Regions from separate parts of the Mus musculus genome. Here region 2 is linked to region 1. The links are chromatin loops, found by intact Hi-C in ENCODE. Cell type or tissue: heart. All regions are shown on one strand. Each heading gives the region's core, and the rest is flanking DNA. Links, peaks and the distances in the headings are about the cores only.

Evidence for each region. Hi-C counts contacts between places; a loop is a spot of excess contacts. Peaks named below come from ENCODE experiments on the same cell type or tissue, not always from the same donor. Only the 100,000 strongest peaks of a DNase experiment are listed, where the experiment ranks them.
Region 2: a loop joins it to region 1, with 4 times the contacts of the local background. A loop is called at or near these places in 8 of 42 quality-filtered maps.

What each region holds. Positions count from the first base shown.
Region 1 is chr5:105,583,777-105,589,155 of GRCm38, reverse strand. The region is part of intron 3 of Lrrc8c (leucine rich repeat containing 8 family, member C); the gene reads right to left. Among named protein-coding and RNA genes, the nearest start is that of Gm32230, 57 kb to the left of the region's middle. In heart, for the core only: no CTCF peak of the experiment used is centred there; a DNase peak (open chromatin) is centred at 2,265; H3K27ac peaks cover 2,216 bases.
Region 2 is chr5:105,645,806-105,651,184 of GRCm38, reverse strand. No RefSeq gene overlaps it. Among named protein-coding and RNA genes, the nearest start is that of Gm32276, 2.8 kb to the left of the region's middle. In heart, for the core only: a CTCF peak has its summit at 2,107 (motif pointing right); DNase peaks (open chromatin) are centred at 1,564 and 2,324; H3K27ac peaks cover 1,780 bases.

The DNA.
Region 1 (5,379 bases), core at 255-5,254:
TTAGTTGGTATGTCTCTTTCCAGCTGGTAGTGCGTAATTAATTAAAATTAAGCAATTAAGCAATACATTCATTTATCTAGTTTGAGACAAGTTCTCATCTAGTCCAGGTTGGCCCTGGCAGTCTCGGTGGCCAAGGCTGCTCTTGAACTTCTCATCCCTTGTCTCAGTTTTCTCAGCGCTGGGATTACAGACCTGCACAGCCACGCCTGACTCCTATGCTTGATTATGTGCAGTGAGACCCTGGCCCTAAGGATGATGGATGAATTGTCTTTACACCACTCTCCAGTGTTTGACAGAGAACAGGAGCCTGAGTGTTATTCTTAGTCCGTCTGGGACCATGCAATGCCATGTATCACATCACATATGAATGCTAGGTATTCCAAAAGGATGGGAATTATAAAATGCATATAATAAAATATATGGTTTCAGCTAAGAATGTTAAGGAGGAAGTAGCAGCAGCCTCATGCATTGTAGGACACGAAACACTTCAGACACAAGCAAGACAATTCCAAGCTGTCAACTAAGGTGCTGTTTAGCTTTAGCCTCGGCACTGCAGGACCTCTGACTCCTGAGAGGAATGGATACAAGAGTCACTAGAGTTTTGGGGTGGGAGAGTTGGGAGATAGAAAACATGGAGGAACACGGTCACGGTGATGAGGAAGAACGGATCTGATGTGAGAAGACAGAGATCTCAGTCACCACCTTGAGGAGAAAGAAATAAAAAGGGCACCTCCTCCCGTGCTATAGCAAACAACCCCCTCTCCTCCTGCACTGTAGCAAACAACCCCCTCGCCTCCAATCCTCCTTTTATTTTGCTATCCATCCCTCACTAGGTAGCCCAGGCTAGCTTGCAGGTTTTACCAGTCCTCCCATCTCTGTCTCCCGAGTGCTGGACTGACACGCGTGCACCGCCACACCCAGCTGATCCAGACCTTTAAATATAAGTTTGGAAGGATTTACACACACGTCCACAGCAGTAGAGACTAAACATGTGATGGATCTCCTTGCTCTCACGTGGAGATAAAGCACAGTGTTCTGTCAGTACTTTGTGATGTGAGGGGAAAGAAGTTGAGTAGAAACACGACAAAGCGTATCGATCCATAACAGTGAGTGAAAGGGTGGTGTCTCCTCTCACTGATCAGCAGTGGATGCATCAGAGGGTCGGGATAGCCCCCAATTCCTGCCCAAACTCAGGAGAGAGGGGCAGAAGGTGACTCACACATTATTTTTGGTGTCAGGAACGCACTGCGCTTTAAATCGTCACCGTGACAGAACAAGAGAAGCAAAGTCCTAGGCAAGAGGACACTTGAATAAAGCCCGATGACACAAGGGTCCAACCTCAGAAAGCTCTCTCTATCAAGGTGCAGTGGGACTCTGAAGTCATGTTACCCTCAGAGTTCCCCACTGCCGCTGCAGATGAGAGACCAGCTTGCAGTACTAATTTCACAGCTGAAATGATTTTTACTTGACACTCCTCAAGTCCCCAGGTTACCATGGTAACACAGATGCAGCAGGTACAGAGGAACTTTATATGTTAGACGAAGCCTTTGTTTGTTTTTTCTTGGTGAGAGGGTCTCAGCAACCCAGGCTGCTATGGATGTAGTCTAGGCTAGTATCGAGTTAATGGTACTACCTGCCTTAGCTCCTAAAGTGTGATTCTAGCCTGAGCCACCACCGAGCCACGTCCAACGAGGTCTTATTTTCAACCTGTTCACTGGTACCTCCACTATTTCCCCAGAATATTGAATTTCACTTTAAACTAAGGCCCTGTAAGGACTTCTGGGCTCCTCCTATAGTATAAGCGAAATCTAGAGTCGTCCATGCCAATGAAGCCTCTGAAATCACTCCAGAATTTATGATTTTTTTCTGCCTGGACTCTCGGTGTGCTGCCTGTGAGCATTCTCACCCAAAGCCATTTGCCATGGCTCCACAGGGAAGTAGAGACAATTTTCCATGGGCACCAGAAACCAAGATGTCTTCAGCTATGTAAGTTAATAAGTGAACTTGTTGGCCAGTTTACCTCAGTGCTTGGACTAAACCCACCAAGACATTTTTTATAAATCATTGAAATAATTCTCTTGTGGCTCCCACCCCACTCAGAAAGCAGGAAATATTTTTCCTTTGTAACAATCACAGGGCAGGTCCCCAGGGCTTCCAGGGACCTTGCATCCCCCCCCCTCCCAAGTTCCTGTTTCTGGTTCTTAACTGCTCACTCTATATTTGTAGCAGGCTGCCTGTAGGCTGTTGTGGATTTGGTTATAATAAGATAACCTGGAGTCACTGAGCAGAAATCTAAAACAATCTGATTTTTCCAGGAAGTGGCGTGTTGACCTTTCAGGATTCGGTCTGTTTTATAGAGTATGCTGAGTTTTTGAATAGCGCTGTTTATAGCACAAGGCTGGGTGTTTACTCTGTGGGTCCTTGAGGGTGAGTAGCTGTCCGGGAATAGGATATGCACACTCCGAGGCTCTCTTGGCTTATGAAGAATTGATTCTTGTTTCTTCTGTGGCCTGTGTCACGTAAGGAATGCTCTTTACACATAGGTTTTTTTTTTTTTCTTTCCTGCCATGGTAGTTTTGAAGTAGCCACTTGCTTAGAGATGAATAAATATTTGTCGGATGAGTAAGACCAGAAAGTTGGTTCTAACTTTTGCATTTTGGGGTAAGAGCCTAACCAATCCCCCTTTTATAGATAATGACTTCCCCCCAGTGATTTCAAAGCTGCACTGTGTTGTACCTTATGAACGGTACATTGTAGTGATAGACAAGCAAGCGTGACTGGCCACAGAGAAGGTGGTTTTCAAGGTACTTAGGCTGCTGGGTTAGCGATCTATCACCGATCAGTGGCCCGGTTACTGTAGTTTTTTTCTGCTAGGGTTTTCAAACCTAGGAATGAACTTGCTTGGTAACTAAGGCCTAAGCATGACTGCACTCTCCTTTACAAAGAGGAATATCAAGGCATAAAGCATACTTTAGTAGTTTTAATATTGCTGCGGTGATGGGAAAGGAATGTGAGCTTCACAGAGGGTTCTTTGTATCTCAGGAGCTGTCAGTCACTAGGCCAGCTTCAGAGGGTTTCCACAGCAGAGCCCAAGCAGGAGCTTAAACTCCTTTCTCAAGGAACAGTATGTCCACTGCAGTGTGTTTAAATTGTCCTTTAATCATTTATAGCAGTTTTTTCCTCCCTTGTTTCTTTAATGGAGACGCTATTATCTTGTAGCAGGCAACAGTGAGCAGCTTTAGATAAACTGAATCTGTATGGTTGACACTCTGTGGCTTCATATCCCCCCACTACCCTTATATCCCCCATTATCTCTCTGCACTTGTTTTTAATATAGTTTTATACACTAAAGTCTGTGTATGTGCACCCTTTGCCCCTATAGTCTACAGCAGTGTGTGGGGTGAGAGGCAGAGGCTACAGCAACGGTTCTCAACCTGTTGGCTGTGGTCCCTTTGAAGAGTCACATATCACATATTTACATTATGATTCATAACAGTTGCAAATTACAGTTATTAAGTAGCAAGGAGATAATTTCATGGTTGGGAATTGCATAGGTTCCCACAACATCAGGAACTGGGTCGCAGCATTAGGGAGGTTAAGGACCACTAGGCTAGAGAAGGGGGGTTAGCTGGTCTGTTGCTGCCTGTACGCACCCCTTAGCTTTAGGACAAGCTGTCCCAACGTCTATCCTTCTAAATCCGTATCTGAAAAACAGGATTTGTCTTGCTTCAGGCTCATTCTGGGAAGTAATGAAAGTCCATGTGGATTCTAGCACATGTTGTCTCCTTACATGATACTCTACGGCAGTGAACTTAGCATTCTAACTAAGGGAACTCTTCTACTGGGTGCCCCAAACAGGATTCAGACTCTTCCTGACTCTGCCCTCAAATGGCCTCCAAGCCTGTCACTGTGGGTCCTGGGAGGGCTTGTCAAATGTTCAGACTGTCTTCTGCTTATGTTGGTATTTATTTCCATCCCCATTGTTTGCGAATTCCCTTGCTCATCTTCTCTTCAGGTTCCTAACTTCCAGTGACTGAGATGCCAGCACCGCTGTGAATATTCTCATGAGACAGTAAGGCGCCACCCCAAAACAGCATTTGCTTCTCAAGCTCTCCAGACTCCCGACACTGGGGTTTGGGGCTGTGATGCACGTTCCATTCCATGTCTAGCGCCCCACACGGTGCCTGACCATTGTTGTCATGCAGATGCCTGTGAACTGGACCCACTGTCCAGTATGTGTTCAGAGCCCTGCAGGCTTGGTGACTTGATACAATGTTCTCACTTCTCGGAATTGTAGCATCTTGGACTACACTTTCTGTGTCTAGACCGCTGGCATCGGATTCCTTCTCAAGGGCTGTAAAGGTGGAACAGCATGTAGGAGAGGTTGAGGGTGGTCAGACTATCTGATATCAGTGAATCATGAAAGCAGGGTGGGTGGTCCTGAGGGTCCTCCAGAAGCTTCTATACCACAGAGACAGGGTGTACTGCAGACACAGTGACTCTAATGATGTAACAACAAGGAGGCTTAATGTGTGCTTGGCATTCTGTCCCCCTCCTCCATCACTTCAGACACCTCTCCCGAGTCACGCCCATTAGACAGGATAATTTTATTTTTTTTTATTGAGAAAGGTTCTCCTTCAGCCCAAGCTGCCCTTGTACTTGTTACATAACTTTGATTGACCTTGAATTTCTGATCCTTCTGCTTCTACTCCTCAAGCACTCGGGTGAGAATTGTGTACCTGTATGCCTGGTTTAGGGGTGCTGGGGATGGAACCCACAGCTTTGTGCAGGCTAGACCAGCATTCTGCCCAATGAGCTAATCTGCAGCTGCATTGCAGACACTGGGGTGGAAATAAGTTAAATCTACTTCTCCCTGATTTCCCAGGCCTCCCTTGCCCTCTTTTCTGCAGTCTGCCCAGCCCTGGAATATGGAATTGTTGGGGACTTCCTGCCCTGTGTCAGAGCTCTACATACTCAAGAGGAGACATGCAGTCTTCCTGCTGACCCAAGCACCTTCATCTACTGGCCATTGTTAAATCTGTCCTCTTTCTTAAAGCCCGAATGACACTACTTCCTTTGGTACCATATCCTGTTGTCCACAAACATGTCTCTCTGCAGACACATCTCCTTCTATACCATGGGGAAACTAAGCTACAAAGACTCATCTTTTAATGCCCCTTCCAAACAAAAACTTCATTGCTCTTTTCTGGTAGGAGATGCTTCCAGCTAAGAGGGGTCCTGCCCCAGTCATTCAAGGGTGTGTCCTTTACTAGACCCATTATGTCCTTCCTTCTGGTGTCAGTGTTCCCTGCTACCTAAGCACTCAATATCACAATATCTGGGTGGTTAAGCCGCACACGCTAGGTCTAAAAACCTAAG
Region 2 (5,379 bases), core at 179-5,178, 62 kb before region 1:
AAGCTTTTTTTCTTTTTCTTCTTTCTTTTTTCTTTTCTTTTCTTTCATTTCTTTCTTTCTTCCTTCCTTTCTTTCTTTCTTTCTTTCTTTCTTTCTTTCTTTTTTTTTTTTTTTTGAGACAGGGTCAAGATCTCACGAAGGCTCTACTAGCTTTTGTTCTCCATATGTGGCTGAAGATGACTGTGCACTCTTGACCCTCCTGCCTCCACTTCCTAAGCACTAGAGATGTGCCTCTGCACACTGCTCAATTCTGTACAGTCTCTAAGAGTTCTTTACCGCTGGGGCAATCACAAGACCCAGCTTGTGGAAGGAGAATTGTATCCACCTTACAGTCAGTTGCAGTGGTTAGTTAAGAATATGCTGTGGTAGCCAGGCATGGTGGTGCACGCCTTTAATCCCAGCAGTTGGGAGGCAGAGGCAGGCAGATTTCTGAGTTAGAGGCCAGCCTGGTCTACAGAGTGAGTTCCAGGACAGCCAGGACTACACAGAGAAACCCTGTCTCGAAAAACCACCCCCCCCCAAAAAAAAGAATATGCTGTGGTATATGTTCTCCAAGGGCTGGAGAGATGGCCCAGTAGTTAAGAGTACTGACTGCTCTTCCAGAGGTCCTGAGTTCAATTCCTAGCAACCACATGGTGACTCACAACTATCTGTAATGGGATCTGATGCTCTCTGATGTGCCTGAAGAGAGTGACAGTGTGTTTGTATACATAGATTGGTCTCCAAAAAGTGTGTTCTGGACACTTAATCTTCTACACAAGAGTGTTGGGAAGACTTAAGGCAGGCTAGTAGATAAAGGTTTCCCTTTATGTCTTTAAAAGAGGTTTGCTTTATTTATTTATTTATTTATTTATTTATTTATTTATTTACTTATTTATTTATTAGATCCTATTTGCTATGCAGCCTAGGGCTGACCTTTATCTTTCTTCCTAGTCTCCTGTGAGCTTCGATTGCATATGCTATGGTGCCTGACTTCCAGCACCCAAGTTACTATAGCAGTGAGTTCCTCCCACTGAGGCTGACTTCCTCAGATCTTGGCCTTCTGTGCCATGGTGCTTTGCGGCCATGCTGTCCTGCAGTGAAATGCCCCTCACGGGTACTGACCCTTTTCAATTTGGATTTCTGGGCCATCAGAACCGTGAACCAATACATTTCTGCTTGTTATAAATTTCTCTGTTGACGAAGACAGAATGGTGTCTATGACGTAGCGAGTTTCGCGTTTATCATCTTCCGACTTCCGGTGTTTCCTTACTAGGAAAGCAGTGATATTCTCAGTCAGCTCTGGCTAAGGAAGTGACTTCACCCCAGCCCAGAGAAGGCTTCCTCCCCTGCCCTCCACTATTGTTCTTATGTGATACTGTCTTCCCTCCTCTCCTGTCCACCATCCCTAGCCACCTACACTAGGACGCCCCCATGTAAATGCAAAGAGGGGCTTGTGGTCTGCTCTGTCCCTACCAACAGTTCACACTTGGTGAAGCGATCACTTAGGGCCTGAGGGCTGGAAGCCAGAGGTGACGCGGTGAAGGACTGCAGAGCTAACCCAGCAGCTGGCAGCCTCCAATGTACATCCTGTGCTTAGAGTGAGAGAGCCCACAGCTGCTCAACTTGAGGATCACAGAAGCCTGGGGGTGGGGCTCAGGGCTATAGAAATGATCACACCCATGAACAGTGTCTATTGTCTATTCTTTGCTGAAGTCATTCCCCAAGCCAATGCTAAAGTCGGCCATGTTTCCTCCCTACAAGTCCTCCCCCCTTTTCTTTTTGAGATGGGGGTCTCACTGCACACCCCAGACTGGCTTCCATCTGTGGTTTAAGATGATGCTGAACTGCCGATCCCTTTGTGTCCATCTCAGGAGCTAGAGTTGCGGATGTGCTGCCACAGTCCATCCCTGCAGTGGTGAGGACTCTCTACCATCCTAGCTCACCACCAGCCTGAGGGACTCCTGCTTGGTAAGCACAGAGAGGCCCCAGTTTTCCCAACTCCACCACTCAGCCCTTCTCCCAGGCTTCACAGACTAACTGCAGAGCTACAAGCTCTAGACCATTGCGAGTTGGTATGTGTCAGGGCTTCTCCCTGTAGACACTGGTCCCAGCCGCCACTTGGGGGTGGCAGCTCCTATGGGGATTTGCATAGATTCTTTCTGCAGCTGCAGGGACGAGAGGCCTGGTTCTCAAGTCCTTGCCCTTTTGAGAGGGACTGTAGAACTTCCACATTGAATACAACCAAAAGCCGTGTAAACAGCAGTTGCCAGTACTTCCTGTGTTGCAATAACAAGTGCCCCTTTAGCTGCTGCCATCTGGGCTTGGCTGTTGAACCCCTCCAGGCTCACGGGGTGGGAGTGGGAGGGGCTGTGCTGCTGTGGCTGTGGGGAGCTTCCTGTTCACCAGGAGAGCAAATCTCTTCCTGCTTCCGAGTGGTGGCAGAGCTGGGCTGCAAAGGTTGCCCTTGGTAGACCTGTCTGTGCTCAGAGGCTCCTGCACCCTCTCTGATCGCTTTCTTCCTTAGGAACCCTGTGGCTTGCTGAGGCATCTGGCCCCGTGTTTACTGGTGTTTAATCAGCTTGTGATTTGCTTTCCGTGACAGGTTCTCTTCCTCGGAATCAAGCTCCGCTTTCATTTAGCAAGCAAGTTATTGCTTGCATCTCTAATTCTCAGGGTAAGGATCGGCTGCCAAGTTGGGCTGATCAGTCGTCCTTAAATACAAAGCTTTGGTTCAAAAGTGCATTTTCTGGCCTAGAAACGCACCTCAGTGGTAGATTGCTGAGGCCCTGGGTTAGAATCTCAAAGCTGCAAAGAATAAATGCCTAGACTTGGTAGAGTCATTTGCACCAATCAATCGTATGTCCACTCTCTCGGATCTTCAGTTGGTAGTGTCGAATCCAGATTTATTTTTTCTTCTGCCCCATCCTCCTTCTCTCCTTCCTTTTCTTCCTTTCTACTGTCCCCTTTCATTTTTCTTGTTCAACGAAGTCTCTTCTAGCCAAATTGGCCTTGACATCACTATTAGCAGAGGATAACCTTAAACTTCAGACACTCCTGCATCCATCTCCCGAATGTTGGGATGGCACACCCCAGTGGGCACCATTACATTCCCCTTAAATCGCGATTTCAAGAGGGTTCTAGAGGGGAGGGAGAGGTGGCTTAGTGGTTAAGCACAATGGCTGCTCTTCCAGAGGTCCTGAGTTCAATTCCCAGCAACCACATGGTGGCTCACATCTGGGACTGCCATCTGTAATGGGATCAGATGTCTCTTTCTGGTGTGTCTAAAGACAGCTACAGTGCACTCACATACATAAAATAAATAATTCTTTTAAAACAAACAAAAATAAATCAAGAGGTTTCTCTTTACTTCCAGCCTGGAGCTCAGTTAGCCCTGGGTGTCTACGAGAGCCACCCTAAATGGCTGGGATGCTGAAGGCTGGTAAGGCATAGCCAGGCTCTGACCCTCTGACCTCAAACTAAGCAGGTTGGTGTGGGGGACTGGAAGGTGATGCTCTAATGTGAGGTCTTCCATGTATGTACCTTACCTCTGGCCCTCCCGTAACCAACCTGGCAGGATAATGATCTGAAGAGATACTTGTTCCCCTCCCTCTGGCTAATGGACTATTGAAACAATGTTTCCCGAGAAGTGGAATTTGTCTAAGTATCTCATCGTGGGAACAAGAGAACAGAGCTGTTGTTGTGGCCAGAGGTGGAGCTTATTCCTGAGAAAGGGATTTCACGCAGTTGTGGCAACATGTGGACCGCCTTGTGGGAGATCCTGGAGCACAGACAACGATGCCGAGTGAGAGCGTGTCTTCCCGGGACTGCCAAGTTACCCACACCTCTTGTCCTCTATTTAAAACCTCAAGCCAGAACTCCAAAGATGGATGGGGAGTGGCTGGATCTCTTCCCAGTGTGGCTACACTGAGTGAATCCCCACACCCGGTCTGCTTTCCTCTATCACCAATCTGATTGTCCTATGGAGAATGGGAGGCCCAGTGTGATGAGTGCTGCCAGGACCCAGGGACTCCAGGACCTCACAACCCCAGTAGCACTGTCTCCTGCTCCCTCTCTCCCTCAAGGTAAACCTCAGAAACTAGAACTCCTCTTCTGCAAGGGGGTCGGAGATGCCTCCACTGAGACACTGCTCGCCTAGTAAGGGCAAACCCTGAATTCACTGTGGGATTCACATCACTCTGCAGGTGGGAGCAAGGATGATCAAGAGGTCAAGACCATCTTCAGCTACGTTGTCAGAGGGAAGCCTCAGTGACATTTTCTCAAAAACTGAAATAGAAAAAGGTGAATTATATAAGTAGACCTGAGACCCCTTCCCATAAAAGTCAACACCAGGCTGAGAAACAATGCCCTAACGTGCCAGTTCCTGCCTCTTTGTCTTGGAACTGACCATAGACACGATCCCTGCCCTCCTGTGTCTGTTGAAGTGCAGCAGACATAAGACCAGAAGACCTCTATTTCAGAAGGGATCTTGCTTTGAACCTAGGGGGAACTAGAAGACCTCTATTTCAGAAGGGATCTTGCTTTGAACCTAGGGGGAAGGCACTGCACAGAGGCCTTGATGATCTGGATCTCACTTGCTAGGTTCCCCAGTCAATCTGTTACATTCACTCCTTTGTTGTCCAACCACAACCACAGAGCTACACGTCTACATGTCTGTCCGAGCTTCACCTACTTATGAAAATGGAGGATTCACCTCGAGTCCTTGGGTCTCAGTTTGAAGGCCCCATGTCAATATTGTGGAATGGAATTAACTCATTTTGTTTTTCTCTTGCTAACTTACTTGAAGACACAGCCGATGAAGGAGAAGTTAGGTCTATATGGAGAGCTGGGCTGGAGGCTGGTTAAGGCTCATTTGAAAGTCAAGTTGAGAAATCCTGTACATGGTTCTGAGCTGTCTTTTCATATCGGAACTAGGGATAATGATATTAGGATCAGCATTGATGATTGCTATGAGTTAGGGATTTTTAATGCTGGAAGTGTGCTTGGCACACAGCAAATACTGGATACATGTTAGCTTTGATATTAACATTGTTGGAATTGGGATAGGACAGATTCTACGGGGGATAATTCCCTTGGTGCATCCCAGCTGAGCCTTTACTAAGGTCTGTTTATTTTTGCATGTGTGTGTGTGTGCCTGTGTGTGCATGCATGTATGCCTGTTCATGTGTGTGTACATGTGTGAGTATATGTGTGTGTGCCTGTTCATGTGTATGTGCATGTGTGAGTGTGTGTATATGTATGTGTGTGCATGCATGTGTGCCTGTTCATGTTTATGTGCATGTGTATGTGTGCATGCATGTGTGTCAGTTTATGTGTGTGTGCATGTGTGAGTGTATGTGTGTGTGCCTGTGTGAGTGTATGTGTGTGTGCCTGTGCATG